3 separate regions of the Homo sapiens genome follow, and regions 1 and 2 are each linked to region 3. A link is a loop called in an ENCODE intact Hi-C map of the cell type or tissue named here. Cell type or tissue: IMR-90. All regions are shown on one strand.

The links. Peaks named below come from ENCODE experiments on the same cell type or tissue, not always from the same donor. Only the 100,000 strongest peaks of a DNase experiment are listed, where the experiment ranks them.
Region 1: it touches region 3 in a loop (4-fold over the local background); 22 of 110 quality-filtered maps call a loop at or near these places.
Region 2: it touches region 3 in a loop (3-fold over the local background); 14 of 110 quality-filtered maps call a loop at or near these places.

Annotation. Positions count from the first base shown.
Region 1 is chr5:93,911,671-93,919,670 of GRCh38, reverse strand. The region is part of intron 6 of ARB2A (ARB2 cotranscriptional regulator A); the gene reads left to right. Among named protein-coding and RNA genes, the nearest start is that of POU5F2, 170 kb to the right of the region's middle. In IMR-90, a CTCF peak has its summit at 4,391 (motif pointing right); a DNase peak (open chromatin) is centred at 4,410.
Region 2 is chr5:93,891,305-93,899,304 of GRCh38, reverse strand. All of the region lies in intron 6 of ARB2A (ARB2 cotranscriptional regulator A), which reads left to right. Among named protein-coding and RNA genes, the nearest start is that of POU5F2, 150 kb to the right of the region's middle. RefSeq lists an enhancer at 6,689-8,000. In IMR-90, CTCF peaks have their summits at 131 and 4,376; no DNase peak of the experiment used is centred here.
Region 3 is chr5:93,603,769-93,611,768 of GRCh38, reverse strand. No RefSeq gene overlaps it. Among named protein-coding and RNA genes, the nearest start is that of MIR2277, 13 kb to the left of the region's middle. RefSeq lists a silencer at 3,652-3,946. In IMR-90, a CTCF peak has its summit at 3,764; DNase peaks (open chromatin) are centred at 3,778, 4,298 and 7,388; H3K4me3 peaks cover 1,203 bases; H3K27ac peaks cover 1,254 bases; H3K27me3 peaks cover 1,219 bases.

The DNA.
Region 1 (8,000 bases), 310 kb before region 3:
GGGTAAATTCAAAAAGATTGGCGAAGACTAGAAATTATACTAATGTTCAAATTAATAACCTAAACTTACAAAGCTAACGACCATTTGGGCTATAAATGATTGCCAATCACAATTGCCTAAGATATGTTACCGTGCTCTCCAATTTTCATCTTAAGAATTACAATTCCCTTCATGGTCTATGTACCTTATTCTACAATGAAATAAAACTTATATTACCACTTTATACAATCAAAAAAATCTTTGCTAATCTACTTTACCAAAATATTCTAAAATAATACACTATTTAAAAAATTGATTCTTCTCTCTTCTAGAAACTTGACAGTAAATTTAATTAAATAAATTATTTTTAGTGTCATTTACAGGTAAGTCAAATTATTAAAGAGATAATTACCAAATCTTTATAAAAGTTTTGAAATCTTTATATAAATATATAAAAATATATTAGACCCTAAGTTCAAGTCCTCCTTTCTTATCCCAACAATATATGTGATTGAATTCGTACACAGTTGAAGTAAATTTATATCTAAAACATTGCTGCTTCCCCAGACTTTGTTTTCTCCCTAACTTTGCTGACACTGGAATTACCTGTGGAATCTTTGAAAAATGCTAATGCCTGATACCTACCACCAAACACTGAGATTAAATTTGGAGTGCTTAATGTTTTACGGGTGATTGTAATGTACATCAGAGTTTGGGAACCACTGCCCACTGTTCAAGTTTCACTTTTGACTAATTACATCAGAATTTCTGGGGGAAGGGAGCTGACGAGGGAATAAGTGTATTTTAAAGCATCCCAGGTGATGGCAATGTGCAGCCAAGGTTAAGAATCACTGTTTCATAGAATCAGGGAAGAAGTCAGAGAAATTGGGAAAGAAAATAAACTTTAGTACTTAGTGACCAAATACAGGAAGCAATACGGGACTCTGAGAACACAGAGTTTGAAATTTGGGGCTAGGCGCAGTGGCTCATGCCTGTAATCCCAGCATTTTGGGAGGCCGAGACGGGCAGATCGCCCAAGGTCAGGAGTTTGAAGCCAGCCTGGCCAACATGGTGAAAACCCATATCTACTAAAAATACAAAAATTAGCTGGGCATGATGGCGGGTGCTTGTAATCCCAGCTACTCGGGAGGCTGAGGCAGGAGAATCACTTGAACCCGGGAGGCAGAGGTTACAGTGAGCTGAGATCTCACCATTGCACGACAGAGCAAGACTCCATCTCAAAAAAAAAAAAAAAAAAAAAGAAATTTGGAAGTAACCTAATATTTAGTCTTTCCCACTTACTTTATGAATGTAAAGTTAAGTTACTTCTTCATGTCCTACATCTAATAAGTGGACATCACTTCTTCCCACACATGTGTTTACACATGCGTATACACAATTTCTCCCCACTACTTCCTTTCTGTAATTGTAATATTTTTTGTTGGACAAGAGCAGGACACTTGTACTATCACTGACAAAAGTTGGAAAGGTAGATTATTGTATTGAGTATACACTGGTGAGTTTAGTTGTTGATTGGTTCAGTTTGAGAAAACAGGTATTTAAAAAGGAGATTATTTTTATATAAACTTAGGAATAAAGAAATGGTATTCAGGTATGAAATTAGGACCACATTGAGAGTCATTAACAAAAAGGGACAAGTTAAAACTATAAATGTGGCTTAAGAAAGAATAGAGGACATCAGAGGGTTGAGGGCTGAGTCTTGAAAAGCAACCACATTTTGGGGCTGGTACAGGGAAATGGGACAAGGAAATACATTATAAATGTTGAAAGAACCACTGTTTTGTTTTGTTTCTGAGACAGGGTTTGACTCTGTTATTCAGGCTTGAGTGCAGTGGTGCAATCACAGCCCACTGCTACCTCAAACATTTCGGTGAAGGGTATCCTCCCTCCCCATTCCCCCAGTAGCTGGGACTACAGGTGAGTGCTGCCATGTGTGGCTAATTTTTTTAATTTTTTGTAGAGATGAGGTCTTATTTTGTTTCCCAGGCTGGTCTCGAACTCCTGGACTCAAGCAATCCTCCCGCCTTTGCCTTCCAAAGTGCTGGGATTACAGGTGTGAACCACTGCACCTGGCCCACTGTTTTTTATGTTGCAGGAAAGAACAATATAATTTTTTTTTCTTTGCAGTAATGACACAGAGTATACATAACAATCATGCAAACATTTGATGATTGAATAAATGAAGCAAAACATTATATGAGGTGTTTTTATTTTTTGAAGAAAAAGAACTGGAGTACAAGAAAACACACTGGATTTGGGATAAATTGATCTGGCTTCTAGTTTCTCCTTTGTCTCCTACTAGCTATGTGAATTGTGATAAATAACTTGATCTTCCTGAATCCATTTTCTCATTTGTAAAATGGGGATAATGCCCCTTTACAGAGTTAGTCAGAGGGTTAAATGAGATGAACTGTACTGCACTGTAGCAATATCATCAACATTATTAGTGGGGAATTCAGTAGGGGTTAAAATTTGGAGTTAGACCAAACCCAAGTTCAAATGCTAGCCCTAGCCACTGTGCCCTAGAGCTGGTTACTTAACTTCTCTGAGGTGTATTAGGAAATGAAGATAATACGCATACATTTGTCATTATTTTGTTGAGATTAATGAGGATTAAATGAGATACTATAAGAAGGGAAAGAATATGTTTGTAAGCTGCAGTTATTTATTCATGTTACAAATGGAATAGTCCAAATGCTTATGGCTCTATTTTCTTTTTATGATAACATCCCCATGCTTTCTTTTCCTCTTTATACTTTTCTTTGTAAAATTTCATTTGCTGCTACCTGTCCTTGTTATTACCTGTATCTATCTTGGAAGACCTCTGCCATGAATATTTCGAAAAGTGAAGGCTTTCCTTGAATTTAATGTTCCTTTAGGATCTGCTCAGAGTAGAGAGTTCATACAAAGCACCCATTGTATGGAATGTTTCCTCTAGTTTGCTGTTACTAACTGAGGTCAGGAAAGTACATAGTTTAGGGGGTTCTGAGGGAAGGGGGCTAATAATTTACATAAGCTATCTAATGCTCAGAGCTGGAAGAAGCCAAGACAGAGACTCTCGAAATTACAAACTGATGGAACAAAATGTGACTATTAATGCTGACCCAATATGTATTTCTACTTTTGCCTCACACCACACTTGAAATAGGTCATATTTTTAAAGCATAAATGCCATCAGTTGAAAATACTATTTAAATTGTCTTATTAAACTTGGTAGAGCATAGATAATACATAATATTAGTCACTGTTTTAATACATTGTAAATATACATTTCATACTTTAAATTTAAATGTATGCTTGATGATAGCAGCTTTGCTTTTTATTTGGCATAAAACTAAATGCCAAAATGCATTTAAATAGTAATTCTTAGTTTCTGTTTCTCACTTAGTTATTGCCCTGATAAAATTCTTCGGGTTGACAGTTTGCTTCTGTCTGTTTTTCATGCTTATGTGCTATCAGTTTTTCTCACAATTCACAATGATAGAAGGAGAGTGTGTTTATATAATAACATTTAATGCTCTTACTTGCAAGAGCGAATTAAATTATTTTTAATGATATATGTCATTACCTATAGTGAAGACTGATGAAACGTTTCTTTTCTGCAAAATAGGGATAACACCCATACTTCAGCTTTACTGTGATATGGAAAGCATCCAGCTCAACATCCTGTACTTGGAAACCTTGAATACATTGAGAATACTGGTAAAGAGATATGTGTATTGGAAACAAATATTAAATGAAAATATAATCCAGCCATGGTAGAACTCTTTCTCATCACACTAGCTTTCCTAATCTTTCTTCTGGAATGCTTCTATATAGAATCCTTTTATGATCTTGCTACCCAACATGAAGTATCTTTCTTCCATATCATCTTCATTCTCTTTTAAAGTCCATACTTGGCAAACCTAATATACACGTATTAATTGAGGATTTGAGGGAGGGAGTAGAGAGTTAATAAAATCATAAAGATAGCTCATTCTTCAAGATGATAACCATTGCCTATATTAGTGGTTCTCAGATATTTGGGTTTCATATGTTTGTGTGAAAGTTATTATATTATCTTCAGTTTTATTTCATTTCTTCATGATCCATGACAACTTCTTTTAAGTTTTATGAACCTGTGTTTTGGACCCAGTTAACCACATCTTTGTGATTATCTGCTTCAACCAAGAATTTGATCATGAATAGATGAATTATATGATGAAATAAAAGTCTTTGTTCAGCATAGAGTAAAACCTTGATTATCTGGTATGCTCTAGGATCCTATACTGCATTATTCTCAGAAGTAAGTGAAAGCAAGGGCACAGAATACCTGTTTATGCCTGTAGTTAGAAAAATGCAACTTGTCTTTGATGGTCTTTACTAGAAATATTTTTGAGTCCACAAGATGGCAGTATTACCTCATAAAGGTAAACAAGCCAATGAAGAGCCCAATTGCTTGGTTTGCCAGTACAAATAAAGGAAACTTTGAATGCAACTGAAAAACTTGTGGTCATTGATAGAGTGTGGAAGACAGTGTAATGGATGATAGCAGAACACCAAAGTAGAAAGTTACTAATTCTGTAAACGATTTAGTAAAAAGAGTAACCATGTCATGTGATACGGAATCTTTCTACTTTTTTCCTCTACCTTTTACATTTATGGGAAAGAGGTGAATATCAAGAAAACAAATTTCATAAGGATCCCTTGGCCTCTACCATATTCAGTCTAGTATTTCGTTCCATTCACGTTTATAGCATAAAAATAATGGGTTAATTACTCAATGTTCGGTAATGATGACCCTGATTATCGAAGCAGCATTATATGAGGGAGGGTAACACGTTGTAGGAAAGATTTTCACGAGTTCTTCTGAACAACCCTCAGTTATTCACAAGTTATTCTTAATAACCCTCAGTTATTCAGAATACCACCTGCTCTGCTGTATCAATGAGTTTTTATACAGATCTAGATTAGGTAAAAAATTATGAAATTTATTTTATTCCGGATTTGGGATATAAATTAATTTAGTATTTTACAGATAAAAGGAGTTATGATTTCTTATTCTGCTTCTATGTATTTCTGATAAGATACTGTATCTTATTCTAATAGTTTAATTATTTAAGTGCTTTACTTAGACCATCCAAATGTAATTTTCAGATAAATTAAGTAATTTCAAATTCAGTCTTTGTTCACTCTCTCACTATTTAATCAAGCACTCACAAAAACAATTTATTTTGAATAAGATAGTACTATTTTGGATGCCATATTTCACATTTTAACTGCATATAACTTAAGAAATATTAATTCTCACTGACACTTTCAACATTGTTAAACTTTATAAACATTTACATTACAGCATAGATTACTATAACTTAAGGGAAAATTTAGAATCTTATTTTCCAGTTTTCCTATTCACCTCACAACATTATTTTCATATGGAGTACTCATAGCTCTATATTAGCCATGGTTACAGAATTCAAAGTGTTACTAACAAGGAAAATCTACAGATTCCCAAACCCTCCTTGATCATTATTTATGCCTTTTAAGACAGCTAATAAGATGTAGCAGATTTTTCAGAGTTTAGTTTGTCTACTGTGACTTTCTTTGTTCACTATCTTGAGTAGGAAGAGTAGTCTAAATCTGCGGGATTGTAATAGGAATCTTCCATGGAAGGATGTTCTAGGTCACAGAAAGGAGAATATTTTATCTAGACTGATCTTGAGGGTGTAGTTTGATATTTCACACTCTAAAACCAAGCTCTGTCTATTGTATTATTAATTAAACTCATTTTGCATTAAATTGGTGTGATTAAAATTATTCAATGTTATAATAGTTTAATCACTATAATAATTTCAAGGAATATTCTTTCACATTTAGCTTTAGCATAAAATTTGTAGAAGTTTATATTGGACCAGCAACCATAAATTTTAGTTTGTTACATAGGCTTAAAAGTGAATATTAAAAAACTGATATAAACTAACCCAAAGAAAATTACTTAAACACAAAAGTTGTCTGGGAATTTTATTATGCCATCTTAGTCTGCTATTTGAGAGTTCTGAACTTAGGATATGGTTAGTGCTCAAATAATCTAGACTTTTTTTTATCCTTTTCTAAGGAAGTAAGCAATAGGACAGCAAAACTGACTGGAAATCAGTTTTTCATTCGGCTCATGCTCCAAGCTGTTCTCTTGTATAGATGCTATCGTTATTGGCTCTAGTATCCGAGGAGGACAAAGTAATGAAGGAAAGTGACAAGGTCATAGAGGTAGAAAAGGGGACGCTTGCAAGAATAGAGAAGTAGGAGGTTATATGAGTCTTAGCTGAACATGACCCCTTGCTCCCTGTCCTTGATGCTGATAGTTCTGTGAAGACAGTTCACAGCACTGGGAGAGTAAGAGCATCAAAACTGACTTTTCTCCTGGCCGACAGAAAATCTTGTTGATTAGTTTAAACACAGAAGGAGGCTTTTCCAGCCCCTTTGACTATAGAAACTCTACATATGGGACCCTTTTAGGAAGATTAAGTGTGGGGAATCAGAGCAATATGCCACATCTGCTCTCACCAGCCTTAGAATTAGGGCAAGGACTTAGCACCAGAAGTACAGAGAAAAAGGAGACTATGGGGAAAATAATAAACGTAAAGATGTTATTGAAAAGAATAACCTAAAAGCAAACTCCAGAGGGAGAAGAAATTATCTCTGAAAGAACTTTGATACAGTTAGTTATGACAGTTGTTTATTAACTTAAATTTTCCAAAGTAATATGTATGCTAAATTTTTTTTTAAAAAAATGGTCTTCCTTTACATGAAAAATAAATGCATAGAAGATCTTAGAGGTGTGGCAGATTACCTTTGGAAAACACAGCTATATTCTAAGATGTTGTGTTCAGTAAGGAATATGAAGAAGAAAAAGAAATATGAAGAATTATTTGCTTGTCTTTATTCTTGTGAGGCACTTGAAAGTATACTATGAAATTTTAAATTTTTTAGCAAGTATGGTATTTGGGCAATAAAATGCATTTAATATTTCTTAGAAAATATTTAGGATTTTTAAGTTTTTTTTGTTTATCATGGGAATATGCCTTTTTTGGGACCAAAATAAAATTTCCATAATTTTAATGTGTGATTTTACACTGTCAGGTTATAAATATGGTGTTTTTGAAGTGTTATTATATTTGCTTTGCAGAACTTTTTAGGTAAGTGGATGGAAACTAGCTATACAGTGGAGATTTAGATCATAATGAAATAAAAACTCAAAATGGACACGTTGAATCAGACAGAGGTTTAATATCTTTTAAAAGGGTTCAATCAGTTTTCAAAATCCAAATTACACTAATGACATAGCCTAGAAATACAAAGATATTCACAGTACTAAATACCTTTCATTTTGTGTTGGAACCTTATTCTGAACATTTTGGGAGCAAGCAAATTATGATAAAATATCAAAATTGATGAGTTTACTGCAGAGTGTGAAGAACCAGAGTAAATTAGAATTCTGCTCACTAAGTGCCTCAGAGCTTATTCCAACTGACTCATCAAATGAAAAATTCATCAATTAATCCTCTGACAATAACGATATATACACAAAAATCAATCTAGAATTGATTTTTTTAGTCTGAACATGAAAACTAAGCTCTGACTTATACATAATGTGAAATTTCTCTTCATTTCGACTTTATTATTGAGTATAACAGCTGAAGTGTTCATATAATTATTTGTTCTGTGTCAACTACAAAAGTGTGATTGTTTGAGAAAGAGTATATGTGCTGTGGAGATGTTCTGAAGCACAATCCGAGTGAGCTAATAAAGTTGTCAGATGCATGTAAGAATACAGCTGATAGGAATCCCTAGAAGGCAGCCAATAGAGAGGGACACTGATCACTAAGCCCTGATGGGAGACCACCCAGGACAGTTAACAGTGAGCTGAGTACTGAGGAAGATCAAAGAAAGAGAAGTGTAACATACAATCACTCAGATCTCAGACACGGATTAAAAAGAACATTGTAGGAGTGTGATTTCTATGA
Region 2 (8,000 bases), 290 kb before region 3:
CTCTAAGCTGTCATTTTAGCAATGTGACAGAGTTTGTAGGTAGATGAGCTGCTCTTTAGCTAATGGATACCAAATGTTTCTAATTTCACCTTTTAAAATATATCTGACCCCTAGGGGTGACATATGGTCATTACAGAGTTAATGCCAGAAGTGCCATCTATATATATGTGCTATGGAATCATGATTTTTGTCACTTGAGAATTCAAAAGCAGCAGCAAATCATTATAATTAAAATTAGGAACTATTTACCATAAGCTAAAACTAATAAACATTATGTAGCATGTTATATTGGTCAATGGTGTGAGCTCTAGAGTCCAACTAGACTCTGATCCCATTTCTACCATTTATTTACTGTGTTAACAGCTGTAAGATAAGGATATGAACAATATCTGTCTGCAGGGTTTTAGGAATGATTAAGTGAGATGATACATGTGAAGTGCTTTATGTACATGTCACATGGTAAGCAATCAGTAAGTGCTAGCTATTGTTATTATTTACAAATTTTTATTCTTGAGCCATGTATTAAACTTTCTAACGGCTGTGCAGATTATATAATTTCTCACTGGCTTTCAGACCTGCCTTAAGCCAATCATATCATTTTTTGTGTATGTATGTTGTTAAAATTACTTGAGAATAGTTCCCATATTGACTCAGAAGAAAGGTGACCAAATGAATATCTTTTACTTAGCAATTTGGTTGATTTCGAGCTTTCTTACTGTACATAACATGGACAATTGGTCGTTTTCACTCTGTATGTCACTAAAGAGGTTTATCACTGCTAAGAGCTGCCACTACCCAAAATTAAGTTAAGCCTCAGAAAAGTGAGAAGGAAGGTTGAGAATGAAAGAGAATAGGGGTAAGAGTACATCAAACAAAAGAAGATACAGAAAGAAAGGTGCATGTGAGGAGCAGGAGAGTACCATATGTGTATGTCACTTGTGCTATGGGTAATGGAAACAGTCATGCTTAAGGTTTGGCTCTGAGAATTGTTAAATAATTTACACAGACAAAACAAAACAAAACAAAACAAAAAGATAGTAAGGAAAATCCAGGAAGATCATGCATAAAAGACAATGATGAAGAAAATAAAAGTATCTAAAAGAACATACTTCAGTTGAAAGAATATACTCAGATTATAAGAAATCGTATGTCTCATTTTGGACATACTAGTATTCATCTTATGATGAGAATCCTTAAAATTGTCAGGGGTAGGAGATGGGTGTTCATCTTTGGAGGACATAGATTCCAAAGCAGTATTTCAGATCACGGAAGCTTCCTAATTGCTAGAATGACCTGGGAGTTGCAAATTAACTTTTATCTGGGAACATGGTACAGCAATGGATTAAGAAATGGGGAAGAGATGGTTTCTTACAATCTGAAGTTACAACGATGGAGATTCTAAACATCTCTGGTACCCTCTGAGACCTTCCTAAGCCAATCATATGCCTTATACATTTTGTATTGTCCTTTTTTTTTTGACCCTATAATTAAGATGTTCGAATTCCTAGGGTTAGTAAGCAAGTCTGAAAAGTGATAGTATACACAGAAAAGCAAGTAGTCTCTCCCCCAAATATTTTTAGCATGAGGATTTGGTAGTACCTCAATAAAGGATCTCTACAGAATTACTATTCCTTTGAATAAAATTGAAGCCAATATTGTATTATAATATATAATTAATCTTATTTTCCTCTATGCCAGTTTGCCATCCTTACAATGGATTTTCAAAACTACTTTTTAAGCTTAAAACTGTGTACAATTAAAGTACTTTAGCAAATGACCACAGTCTCTTTTGTCCTTTTTGCTAATTTATTGGGAGCATCAATTATTCTTTTTAACAGGGAAAGAGGTAGAAGTAAGAAACTCAAAAGTACAATTATATTTTCTCCTACAAACTTTCCAAAAATTTTTATGTTTTTAGTCCTCTTTGCTTATATAAGAGGACTTTATAAATTATACCATGTTGAGATCCCACCCCTTATCTATAAATAGCTTAAGGAAACACATTTTAATGCAAAGTAACTTTGATTAATAAATAAGTCTTTATGTTGTAGCTTCTACTTTGGAGTAAGCTCTGGGTCACAAAAAGCATGGCAGGAGTAGTTTAATGAAAATTATAACTTTTTGTTTGTTTTGATCCGGGATATTTTGGACACTCCTGCCTAGTGATATTTGGGAGGAAATCAAGTGATTTCATTTGAGTTATATGGCTTGCTTTTATACACTAAATTATCCTACTGTTTATATGCCAACCTATACTTTCCCTTTATGTATTAGGAACTTGATGTAAGATGGAAAAAGCTTTAAAGTATGCAAGCGCTGATAGACTGAAAATCTGATGCTCTAATCACTTCTTGGAATTTTATTTAATTAATATTGTGCGGAATATGGAAGTTTATACTTTCTAAGGAAAATGTTAATGTATTTTTTAATCATTTATTGTATTGTTCAATTTAAGAGGGAAAAAATGAGCATATGTCGCAGTAGTTGCAAAAACTTGCAAACAGTATTAACCCTTGGGCTCACGTGTCATTTTGTATTGGGAACCATAAAATAGTTGGGATTTTACTTTTGAAGAAAATGTTAAAATGTAAACTCATTTTAGTCATTGAAATGCTAGTTAATTCCATTTTCCTTCCTTTTAACATGAATTACCTTTTTTGAAATTATTAGTATTCCTATTAGACTTAGCATTCATCTAACATGTTTCAGGTTGTCTTTTGTCCACAATGCTTAGTACCAGAAGTGTTTTGGTTTTTGGATTTTTTCAGATTTTGCAGTATTTGCATATACATAATGAGTTTTCTTGGGGATGGGACCCAAGTCTAAACACAAAATTCATTTACATTTCACATACACCTTATACACATGGCCTGAAAGTAACTTTATACAGTGTTTTTAGTAATTTTGTACATGAAATAAAGTTTGGACCCATCACATGAAGTCAGGTGTGGAAATCTGCACTTGGGGAATTGTGCAGTCCACAAAAGTCTGTCATGTCAGTACTCAAAAAGTTTAGGATTTTGGAGCATTACGGATTTCAGATTTTTGGATTAGGGATGCTCAATCTGTAGTATCTCTTTTGCTTCCAACTTGATAGTTATGACAATGGATTTTTTATTTGAAGGTGAGTACAACTATTTTTAGGGCAGCCATAATTATGTCTTTTCTAGTCACCTATTTAAATAAATTTCTTAGACATAGATTTCTTATTGAATAGTATTGATATATTATGGCTTATTCTTGAAGTATTTTAAACACTTTTTCTTTATGAAAATATTGAGAAAAGTTTTGATGAATTCTATTTTGTGTTTGCTAATTATATTTTGTAACCACTTATAAGTGTTTTTTCTACTTGATATAAATATTTAAAACTCTACTATTTGTTATTTTATTTTGTTAATTTTAAAATAAAAACTATGTCCTATTAAAATTAAGGGTGGTTTATGTATTTTAAATTTTATGATTATATATTGTTAATAGAATGATTTAAATATTTGCATCAAATTTAATGGAAACTAGTTCTTTCTCCATATTTCATAGAGAGAGAAATGTAATTGCCTACACTTTAGAGATTTATCATATTACTTTGTTCAATGATTTCTGTGACCACTAATTAGATATTTTAATGAATGATATATGTTCCTGATTTGAGTTTTGCATAAAAGCACATTATGATGTGATATAAAAATTTAACTTAAAAAGTCACTTAGTTTATGGATTTTGTGCTATCATGTCTTTGTATTTCCATTAAAGTATACAAAGTATGAATTCTAATGTAAATATTAAAACAAATGTTATGCCTTTGGAGTCGGAGTACTTGTGGCAATAAATCTAATTGAAAATATATACAAATTAAAATATCTAAGTAGTTAACAGGTAAAGTGAAAGATTTACAGTAATTGATAGAGCAAATCACATTTCTATAATTCAATGTTCAAGTTCTTTTCAAATGCTTACTGCTTTTCCTTATTTTACCCTTCTATTGATATCCACTTGGAAGACTCGGAAAGCAGAAAACATCTCTTACATATCCATGATCAAAAATGAACGCCTGATGGCCTGAAGGTTGAAATAATTATCTCTGGTGGCCGTGCAGATCTCAATGTTGAAGCTAAGAACCACAGGGCAGCTGAATTAAAGCATGAAAACTGGCATGAGCACAGACAACTGCTTGAGGCTCTTTATTACTGTTTGATACAGCAGCCCTTTGTTGAGAATCTTGTTTTTTTGGTTGGAAAGCAACTGTGTGTGTCTAATCTCGCATTTGCCTTTATTATCAATTCCCTTCCTGTGATATTTACAAAACTAAGCAACATCACATGTATTTATCCCGATTTCTGAATTAGTGTTTCTGAAGCTTTCTGCTAATCTGCAGATAGGTGGCACCGTTCATACAGATTGGAAAAGCAGTGCTTTCCCTGTTCACACTATTCCATGCTGTAAATTAACCTGTCACTTTATTATTTGACAAGATCTTCATTTTTATTCATCAGGACTTGGGCCAGGATGGGTGCATTTACGGCCATTTGCTTTGCACGGCTCTCAGCTGAGTTTGTAGGTATTGTAAGTGAGATCCATTATCCCTGTTACAAGTGCACACAATGCAGATGCTGATCTGCGATGATGATGAGAAACCAAAGTCAGTAAAGACCACATAAGCCACCCTTGATGAAAAGATAAATGAATGCATAAATAACATTGTGCTCTGCTCTGTTTGCTGAGATCAAGGATAGATTTTGAAGGTTTTGAGAGATCAGACGTACAGAACCTGGAGAAATTCATCCTCCTTCACTTTGCATTCAGCAGGCATTTCACTGTGTACAGAGAAGCTGAGAGACATTTTAATACATTACTGGAAGCTCAGAAATGTTTGGGCAATTCTCTCTTTTTTTTTTAATATTAAAAAAACACAAAGAAATGGCAGAGGCATTGGGGTTAATAAGAATTAAACATGGTGCTAAGAAAGCCCTGCTTGCTTTAGACAGTTCCTAACTTAGTTCTTTATGTAAATACACTCACATCTATTGTGTTCTAATTATAAATGTAATTATAGAGATAAATTAGTAAATTATGTTTGTAATTGTATTCATAAAGATTAATGACATTTAAACAGACATATGCATGACAACGTAAGATATGTATTTAAAGGATGTACTTCAACTTTACACAACAGATGTATTTTAAAATAGTCTATAAAAATAATTTAGCTAATTGAGTACATTTTTTAAAAATTGGCAGCACAGCAGCATGGATGTGAATCTGCACAGAGTGTATACTATTAAGTGTTTGTCTATACATTGCCCTGCAACACATATTTTGAAAAAAGTTTAGCTGCTGAGTGCCTATTAGAAGTAAGAGTCTTGGAGAATAGCTCTGATGGTAATGTCTGTAAGTTTTACAGGGATAATGTGCTACACTGTGATTAAAAGAGGACAGTTGACTGAAAATGGCCCAAACTATATGATACAATTTTTGTGATTTTCTGGTTTAGAAGATTTTCTCCTTCTTGTGTAAAAAAATAATTTTATACAGCCACCTTTGGCTAAATGGCATCTCGTTATTGAAATATGTTATATAAAGAAAATAGGACCAGACAATGGATATGACATAATGTTATATTTCTTTAATAAGTATTCATTACATACTTTGTTTTAGTCCTAGTGCCTACCTAATTATTATAATCACTTACTACATTGTTTAAAAGAGCATTTTGAATAACTGAATGATAGTTCTGTAGTGGCAAATAGCATGTGAAATTCATTCTACTTTTTTATTTTGTTCTATATGTGTGGTAGATAATAACATGGCATTCATTTAACCATTACTGGACACCCGTTGACTAGTCGTATTTTCTGTCAAAAGACTGTTTGCAGTTAATGTTAGCAAACCCACCACAGTCTGCCAGTGTAAGCAGATTATCAGTAATTGTATGTGTGTATGCATTTTGGGGGAGGGTAGGGGGCAACATTTTCTTCAGGTCTGAATAAGATATAGATTCCTGCTGGCTGTTTTGTATTTCATCATAAAGCCTGTGAGGAGGCCGCTCCCCATTGAGTGGCTGTGGCCCATGAAGTTGCTGGCGTGCTGTGCAGTGTTTTGATCTCGGCAGTGGCAGTTATGTTCCTGATAAATTTGTAACCCCCAGGAACACCTGCAAATCAGGCTGGATTTAAATTAAAATTAGGTTTTATGGCATTTTTTAATCAGACAGAAGGTGGTGATAAAAAGAACCATGTATTTTCATGGAAGAAAGGTAGTAATATTTCAATTTAATCGGAACTGTTGCACCAATAATGGAATCCAGATTGATCTGGGCTTGAAATGATGCAAAGATTAAAACCATATTTTTTAAAGGTGTAAATTTTTTGAGACTTAAAACAATGAATATGATTTTAGATCATCCAGGGTTTTTAGACAGAGGAAGTATGCTAAGTAATCTGCTAAGGACTCTTAAGAGCCAAATTTCTATCAGTTTCTCAAGAGACATTTTGTGGGACTAAGTCTTTAATTCATAAAGTTAATTCAGTAAATTTTGCAACAGTTGTATATTGCTGAGCAGTGAAACAAACCCAAAGAGATTTTGCAAGTGTTGAGAGGGAAAGGGATGAGGTAACAATCTATTTCAAATAGGAAATTCAAGTCACTCAACTAAGTATGGTTGAATATCACATATTTTAAATAGACTAGCTGACACAGTGGTGTGTGGTTTTCCCCCCCCCAGAGGTAGTATAGAACTTCTAATTGGCATGTTAAGAACAGATATAGTAAAAATTAGTTGAAACTACTTTTAAGGAGTCATAGTTTATGCTAAGAAGAATCTTATAAAAAGAAATTGTATTAAAGTGTTGTTTGCAAGTGAATTAAAAGTGAAATTGTAGTTTTACTTTTGTGTGAAAAGTATTCTTTTTGTATTCTCTTTTGTATGCATCCATAGAGTGAACTCTGCATCTCATATAGGGCTTCTATTTAATAGTGCTTGCCAAGTCTTTATCACTATAGATCTAAAGCAGTTCGGAGCATTGTTTGATTTGAAGCAGTTCCCTGTGTATAATTGCACTTTGAGTCTTTGCCTCTCTTTGGCTGAAAACCTAGCTTATTGCAGCTAAGAGAATCTCACACAAAAAATGCAAGTTGTCCTTGTGCATAAAAGCAGATTCTGCACTTCAACACCTTTTCAAATTAATATTTGTGATGGGTCTATTCTCTGCCTCTGAGTTTCTGTTCTCTTGCTTTGTTCCTGTGTTTGATGTAATGTAAGCAAGGACAAAAAGGAGAGCTGGGAGAGTGTGTGAAAATGGTAGTTAAGTGGGCTTAAGGGGTGCTTCAGCACTTTCTGAAAGGATTCATGAGTGAATAGGCCTTCAGAGTGCTTAGCTGTAGTGCTGTAAATAGACAGGTCCAGCACAAAGCTGCAGATGAAATGAGCACATGCATATCACCCCTTGTGACATCTGGCCAACCCTGGAATATAATTTCACTTCTTCAGCCTCAACCAAACATTTCCCGAATGCTCTGGCGGTTAAAATCTTTTGTTTGGTTAATTGCAATGAGTATAATATACAAGTCTCTTGGAGGTCTGCTGTGGACGATTGGACAATTGAAAGATTTAATGAGATACTGCCAGTTACTCATAATAAGGTTTCTTTTCTGCTTGGTAGTTTCTGAGGTTTTGTGATAACATAAAACTCCTTAATGTTCCAGCAAAAAGACAAAATGAGAATTGGAGTATACATTTGTCTGGTGATATCTTTTTGCTTATTTCAATCAAGAAAAGTGTTGTAGTTTTTTTGATGATGTTGCTGCTGTTATGAGTTGTATATTATTGTTGAGGTTCTAGTTTTTTAAATTTTGGAGCCTGGAAGATGGTCTTTATGATTATGTGAATGAAAATTTGGAATTCTTCTTAAAACACCACTGTGCACATAATTGAAATAATATATTTTTACAAGGGACAGTATGCTTTGTGAAGTATTATTGAGGGAGGAGGGGGCAATTATAAG
Region 3 (8,000 bases):
AAATTGCACCTTGCTGTATTGAAACTCTTCTCACTTGCTGGGTTTTGAGTGAAATCTCTTCCCTCCCACCAGGACCCCATTCTGGTCACCCACTCTTTTGAACCGTTGTTGGGGACGAAAATACTAGGTTTAGAGTAGGTGAAACGGTCAAAACCAAATTTCTATTAAATATCAATTGTACTAAAATAATTTCAAACCAACTTGATCCAAACTTTGCTAGAAAGAGTCAGGAATAAGTGAAAAGGGAGAGAACACTAATATCTTAAGTTAATGGGTTTCTTGCCTATAAAATGCCCTCAATAAATTTATTTGAAAACTGCTTCTGTATAGTAACATGAACTACAATACATTTCAGGATAAATTATTATCTATTTGCCATAGTATTGCAAGGAAAATTTTCAGTAAACTAAAGCAAAAGTTTAGCTTCAAAACACTTTATTTTTATGTCCCATAAGACATACAAATATTTTATTAACTCCTTCACGGGTTAACAATTTAGTTTGTTTTCTCGAAACAGCCATCATCAACACACTGCTTTCTCATAGCACTGCTTGCACAAACTTTTTGTCTTTTCTTAGTCTGCAAAGTCACTGCTGAATTCTCCTCAAAGATTATTTTTTTCCCGTAGTTTGGTCATTTTTTCCATCTCAAGAGTCATTTTGCCCAAATACTAAGGTAAATCCATGCTACTAGAGAAACTCGGCCATGCCGGAAACTAAACTAGCAACACGACCCTCCTACGAAAACGGGGGACAACTCACGTTAGCTAATGCAGTTTGGCATCTGAAGTGTGCAGCATAGCGAAGACCTGTTGAATAATAGTGACTTGAAGACTCGAATATTCTAGACTAGGATCCATCTCCCACTATCTAAACCCGCAACTGAAATATCTACATAATGTTTGCATATCTTTGGCCAGTACCCTTTGGGGGAGCTTCCAGGTGCTGAGCTTTCTTCCATCTTTGGATAAATTCGTTCTAGCCTTCCGGAGTTCAGGAGCAAGCAAAGGGAATCAGGTGCAGAGAAGGACGTGAGGTTTTCCTCTGTCGGGGCTAGGGGAGTTGTGGAGATTTGGGGTGGAAGGGACAGCGCTTATTGAACTTCTGGGTGCCTAAGGTTTACTCTCTCAGTCTGGGTTTTGGGAATCGCTTTCTTTCACAAGGGATTTCCTTTATGACTTGGAGGAAAGGGGTAGTTAAGATCTGCATTTCATTAATCAAGAATTTCTTACTTTTTTTAAAAAAGTATGCTCCTAATCCAGTTTCAGAATGACTTTTCTGGATTATTGTAAGTACGTCAGAAACTCCCAGACCTGAGTAGAAATTTCAGAACCACTTTTGCCAGAGAAAACTGTGAAGAAAAGAAGCATGGGAAACTCATTTTCTTTATAATAAATCAGAACATTGAGGATACTGATCAGGTCCCCCTGAGAGGAGCATCTTCAGTGATGTTTGTTCGCCATCTGTGTGTGTTCGGTGAAAACTCTAAACCATTTTACAGCATAGATTACTATTTTTTTCCTTATTATCCAGCGTTTGTTTCAATTAAAACCCTACTATTCCATAGGATTGCTGCTGTTGTATCCATTTTTTTCCCCTTCAAAGTCTTTTAAAATAAGTTTCCTTGTCTCTTGCCCATTTGTCAATGTCAAGTATACACTGCCTATTTAGTTAAAGAAAAGTGTGTATTTCATATGTTATAAAAGAACAGCCTTCTTTATTTGGTTTCTTGGAAATCAATAATCTCTTAAACGTTTACCAAGACCCCTTGGGGAAAGGAGAGATGTAAACAATAACCACCAAACTTCAACATGACAATATCGGTTAAAATCTGCAGGATGATCATTCGAATGTGGAGAGGTAAAGGGGGATGATTTCAAACTCCCGCGATTACGGAAGAAGGGACCCCAGGTGTCGGATGCCTGGCTCCATCCTCTGCAACTTGCAAGGGAGTTACCTTGGAGAGTGGGGAGTTAATTCTAAACTTCTTTACCAGGCATTTTAGTAGCCACGCTGGTCTTCAAATAATTTAATTGGGAGGTGGCTGGATGACCACAGAGAGGTTGCAAAAGATAGTTATCCCCATTAAAAGAAATACCATGATTTCAGTCTTTCCTGACATAATTAAAGGCTTTGGTAACACTCCTTTATTTTGCCTCATGCTGTGAAAAAAATCACTTACTTCTCCAGCAAATGAAACTTTAAAATAAATTCTGCAGTTTAATTTCTGCTTTTAAAAGTTAGTAGGTATACGAGGAAACAGAGAAAGCATTAGAACAACTGAGTTACACTTCAGCTATTTAGCAGTTTAACATTAGAAGGAAGAATACAGCCAGTTTTCAACTTAGCCAACTTTTAAAACTACATGTGTTCCTGGAAAATAATACCCGACTAGAGTCAATTTGCATGAGATTCTAAGCTAGGATCTCAAGAAGGTGATAAAATATATGAAATTTCTTGAGTAAATGGTTGGGGAGGATTTGTAAGCATCTGAGGATCTAGTGATCTATTAGAAGCACAATGCACTCAAATTTGAATTTTCATGATCAACTTTCAACCCTGAAAAAATGAGAGCCATTTGCTTAACTTAATCTGTAACATATGTTTGCACCAGTAGCAGGTTTTTTGGTGTGTGGCTGGGGCTGATCAAGTTGTAAATTTTCTGCTTTAGGTTTTCAGCGCCTGCTAGTTTCAGCCTAACACCTAGAGAGAGTCTTTGCGGGGTTCTTCACCAAAGCAGCCAAGGTTTGACAAAAGGTTTCCAAACCACCGAGCTCTGTGTGTTGTTAATTTCCCCCAAAGGTAGAACATTTCTATACAAATTAGTTTCCAAATCCTAAAAGCAAGTAACAAGTTAAACTCTCCCATGTCAAAGTGTTTAAAGTTATAAAGAGATATTTTTAATTTGCAACCGTTGCCTTCCTCACCAGCAATCCTTTCTTTAAAAAACAGACAATGGTATGAGAGCAGTGGGTGCTGTGAAAATGACATCTTCATTCGACAAAACAATATTCAGGTCTTTTTGGCTTATCTTAATTTTTTCCACCAGAAATTTAGAACTACTGATTTTCTCTCTTCGTGCTTCAACACAAAGGAATCCCTCCAAAAGTGTTTTGAATATCTGAGAAGAATCATTTAGTGATTGAAATAAATATACATTAGAATCCACAAATCATTCTTCTTGTGAAACAAGCTGTGTAGTGACTTTCATTACTAATATTAAAATATATCTCTTTGTAGACATAAATTTTTAGTACTTGGGCTATAAAGAAATCATAATACTTTTTCAATCAATTAATGCTATCTCATAATGACAAATGAAAGTAATAAGTTCCCCACATCAGCCTGATTCATCTTCGAGTGAGAATGGGGAGTAGTGGTGGGAGAGGGTGGTGGACTCTAGTGGGAAACCTCGACGATTGTAAATCACCATCTGGACCTGCTGAGTTGTCCTCTTGAAAACCTCAATCACATTCTTGGAGGAAAGTTACTAAGGTGCCTTTTTAAGTGCACCAGAACAGGTAATTGAACCACACATGTGCCCTAAATTTAGGTGCAGAGTTTCCCTGAATTTCATTATTATATGGATTAAGATGGGCAGCTCCCACCTGGACGATACCTTAATCAAAAAGAGAAAAAGTGTGACGAAAACAAGGGCAATAATAACATTACCAGCACTGTACTGATCAAATGCCCACAAATAGTTCAGAACAACGGTGCTAAAAAGCCGCTTTAATTCTGAAACAGAAAGTCCTGAGACACCGAGCGCCATCTAGCAAGCAAAGTTAGAATCAAAGTATGCCTGAGTCAAGCACAGAGCACAGAAGGACAGGGGATGGGGAGGTAAAGGGGGACTTCGAGATCACTTGCTGTGATTTAACCATCCACCCAGTCTCACCTGAGCCCAGAGCTACCTGCAAGTTTCTGCTCTTCGCCTCACCGACCAGCTCAAATAAACCTAACAACTGAGGTGAGACAGACCGTTTCTGCCTCCAGCCAAGGCTAAAGGACAGCTCCTCGCAGGATTGCTTATTGTCTTTAATTAGAACAGGCCGCTTCTCCATCCCCTCCTACCACCTCCCCAAAATCAGCCTAGTGTCTAACTAGTTTTGCACCTTCTTATCCAAATGGGGACAAAGAGCAGTGCCTGAAAGGCTCACCTTGGGCTGAAATGATTCCCAGGGCTTCAGCGCAGAGGAAAGCGCATCGCTGGGAAAACATAGCACGATATGAGAAGTCACTCTGAGTTTACAAGGCTGCCCAGACGCCTCCTGACAGGCGATCTGAGCTCTCTCCGAGTGGCATAAGACACATATTTACTTAACAAGCCACTGATGGTCATGGAAATGGAATGCTGCCTCCTAAATATAAATGCTGTAACTTTATTCTTCTCCAGGCAACTGGGTCTTTGATATTTTCTTTGGCTGAAGAAAAGTCAAAGGTAGCTAGAAAGCTAGAAAACTACCCTGTTAGTGTGTAGCTTGAAGGGGGTGGGGGTGGGGTTGAAACACTTTTTAAAAATAATTTTAAAGTTTGAATAATGTTACCTAATTATATGAATATTCTTTGGAACTGGGCTAACAATGTAACTACAAAATAAAGCTTCTGGGATTTCAATGTGAAGAAAGTAAAGAATAATCTGCTGGTTTCTGTAGAGGCAGGTACCGCATATTTTTCTTTTAAACCAGTCCATCTGAATTCAAAAGACTGAGAGAGTTCATCTCAATAATATGTGTGCTTTCTAAAGAGTCTTTCTGGAATTTCATTTTAAGGCTGGAAAATAATCCAGTGTATATACATGCTAGTCTTAAACTACTCTTAATTTCCTGCTATTGAATATTGCCTCTATAGTAGCTCATTGATTCACATTGTTCTTAGAATACAGAGCCAGAGCTAGGCTTTTCTATTGTTCTCTCCTCATCTCCATGTCCCACACACAATTTTTTTCCCAGTGAAGTGAAGTTTTGTAAAATAACAACAAAAACAAAAACAAAAAAATTAGAAAATGAAATATTAAAATATTCCTGTTGAATATCAAATGCTACTCCAATCTCAGGTTTGCTACTTAATGAACACAAGCACAATAGATATGAAATAACAGTCCTCTTGATTTTTCTACTGTGCTATTTGCTGTGCAAAACAACCACATTAAGAATAAAGGAAGCATGAGATAAGAGTATGCTTAACACACTCACAGGTCATAGAACTTACAGGAAAAAAAAATCTCAGAAAAATCACAACCCACCCAACAAACCTAAGCCAATAAAGAGAGACTTCATAGTTTAACCCACAATTTAGAACACATCTAATACATTTCTACAAAACCTCCTTTTCTCCTTATGCCTGAAAATATGTGTAAAGATCTGAGGATGGACAGTAGACACAATTCATGCTCTCTCTTATTTCCCTCTCCCTCTCTGAAGTTCAGAAGAAAAGTTCCCAGGGCAGTCTTGCCTCCGGATGCCAATAAAAATTTAACTTTGTGTGTGTGTGTGTGTGTGTGTGTGTGTGTGTGTGTCTTGTTAAATAGTACATTTCTCCCATCAAGGTCTTCTTAAACACGGAACCTTCTCCTAGACAGGGTACCCAGCTGTTTAATTTAACATTGATTTATTGCTTTTAAAAGTAAATTTACACACATGCCAGCAGCGCTCCGTTTTGTTTCCCCAGACCCTGAGATTTATTTTCTACTTAGCGCTTGTCTGACAAAACAATGTCCTTTAACTTTATTACACATCGATAAGGAAATCTGTCTTATTTTTGTTCAGATTTATTGCTGTGTTACTTGTGGGGACTTTTGTGATCCAGAAAGGCTCAGGTCCGAAAATAAATAGAAAATTAAACAGAGTTGATCACAAAATAATGATCAAAACCTTACAATATTGTCCAGCCTATATCAGCCTGCTGGGGGGTGAGGTGGGGTGGGACAGAGGATGATGCTCCCCTAGTGAGCACAGTTGCTCTGGAAGAAAACAAAATGTCTTTAATGGGCAGGTAGCGTTTGAAGGTGGAGTAGCCAAATCTGGGTTCTGTAATATCTCCAAGTTCTTGGTTGAAATGTATTTGGGATTACAGGGCAGGGAGGTGCATCTGCGGGACTCCCCACCCTATGGCGGCCTTACCTCCGTGCAGAACTCCCAATTATCACGCGTTCGTGATGACTGAGCCCAAGGGAATTAAGATGGACTTTGAAGCAGCTTTTACGGTACACTTCATCTACATTTGGGTTTTCTTTAGTTCTCATTAAAAGGGCCACTTTCTTCTTTTCATTGATATATGTCTTTGTGTCCTTCATTTCACACTCTTAAAAAAAGTTCTCTCATCAGATCAAGTGCAAAAAGGAGGGGACGACATAATAACCATCATAATCATGATAACAACAACAACAACAAACAAGTGGTACTGTGGGTTTAAATCTTTTTTAAAAGAAGGTTTTCTCCTCTATATGGCATGGCCCTCCAATTAAAAAAAAAAAAGCTGGGGTTGAGAATGAGGATAATAAAAGTGTTTCTAAGGTTAAATTACATGAAGGCAGGCTTAAAAAAAAATCTCTGAATGTGATGAGCTTTCCTCTCCCATCCTGATTTCTCACAGAGACATTCAGTAATCACTTTAGAGCTGTTCACATGAGGAAATGAGGACACTATCTTTTCTAGTAAGAAGTGAAGATGTGACAGGTTTTGTTATTGGAATGAGGGAGAACTTCGTAAGATATTCCCTTTTTTCGCCCCTACAAACCCAGCATCTTTAAAACCCCCTGTCTGAAAGCGTGACTCGTCTGTTGCCTTTCCACTCTGGTCAGTGGGTCCTCGAAAACACCATAACATGTTTCAATAATTCTGACAAACCCATGAAGATTTTTTAAAGTTAATGAATCATTCTTTCTCCTGAAAACACATAAAAACACGTTTGTGCACGCAATTCCAATCTAATGAGAGAAAGAAAGAAAAGGGAAGGAAGGAAGGAAAGAAGGAAGGAAGGAAGGAACGGAGGGAGGGAGGGAGGGAGGGAAGGAAGGAAAGGAAGGGAGGGTAAGGACAGAAAGGAAAGAAAGAAAAATAGGAAAAAAGGAAAGGAAAAAATATCCCTCTTTAAAAGGGGGGAGGTGGAGTAACTGCGAAACATTGAAAATTCTCCTATTCATATTAGGAGCTTCTTCTTCTTCTTCTTCTTTTTTTTTTCTGTTTGCCCTTTGAAAAGGGGTCCTGTCACTCAGAAAGGGGCTGTTTCTTCAACCTCCTCCCCATCCACCCACCAGCCGGCCCCCCTCAGCCTCGCAGCCGGCCCCGGCCCACCCCGCGGCCCTCCCAGCGCACACACAGTTTCTTCCAAGTGCTTTTTCAAGTAAGAGCCGGAGAGATGAGAGGTGCGGCTTCTCCAGCGCGGAGCCAGACAAGTACTTCTCATCCCGGCGGAGCGCGGCCCGGCGCGGCCAGCCCGAGGCCCGGACGTTCTATGTCAAGAAGCCCCACGGCCCCCCGGGCTGGCCGCCCCTCCCCGCGGCTGGACAGCGACGTCGCGCTCGGGCCTGTCACGTGGCCGCGCCCCCCCGTGCCCCCGCGGAGCCCTTTGTTAAGCCCCCGGGTCTCCACGCGCGGCCGCCGTGGCTGGGGCGGTGCCGCATGGTGGATGCGCCCGGAAGACGATCGGGGTACCCTGGCTTTGCCTCGGCTCACCACGCAGCCCCCAAACACCTTGGGCGGAGGCCCCAAGCACTTGGCAAATCAAGATTCTCAGTCCTTTGAGGAAAACGGCCCTGGGCCACCTCCAGTGTTTCAAACCAAAGGCACAAAGTGGGGCAAGGGGGCCAGTGGAGGGCGCGCCTCTGCACAGGGGTGTAACCACTGGGCTGACTTCCCTCCTCCTTTCCATTCCGCCTCACCAGTTCCTCGCCTTTTTTTTTTCTCTTCTCTTATCCTCTGCCACGCTCAGAGGCTCAGTGGGTGGGAGTGTGTGTGTAAATGTGTGTGTGGTGTGTGTGTGTGTGCGTGCATGTGCAGT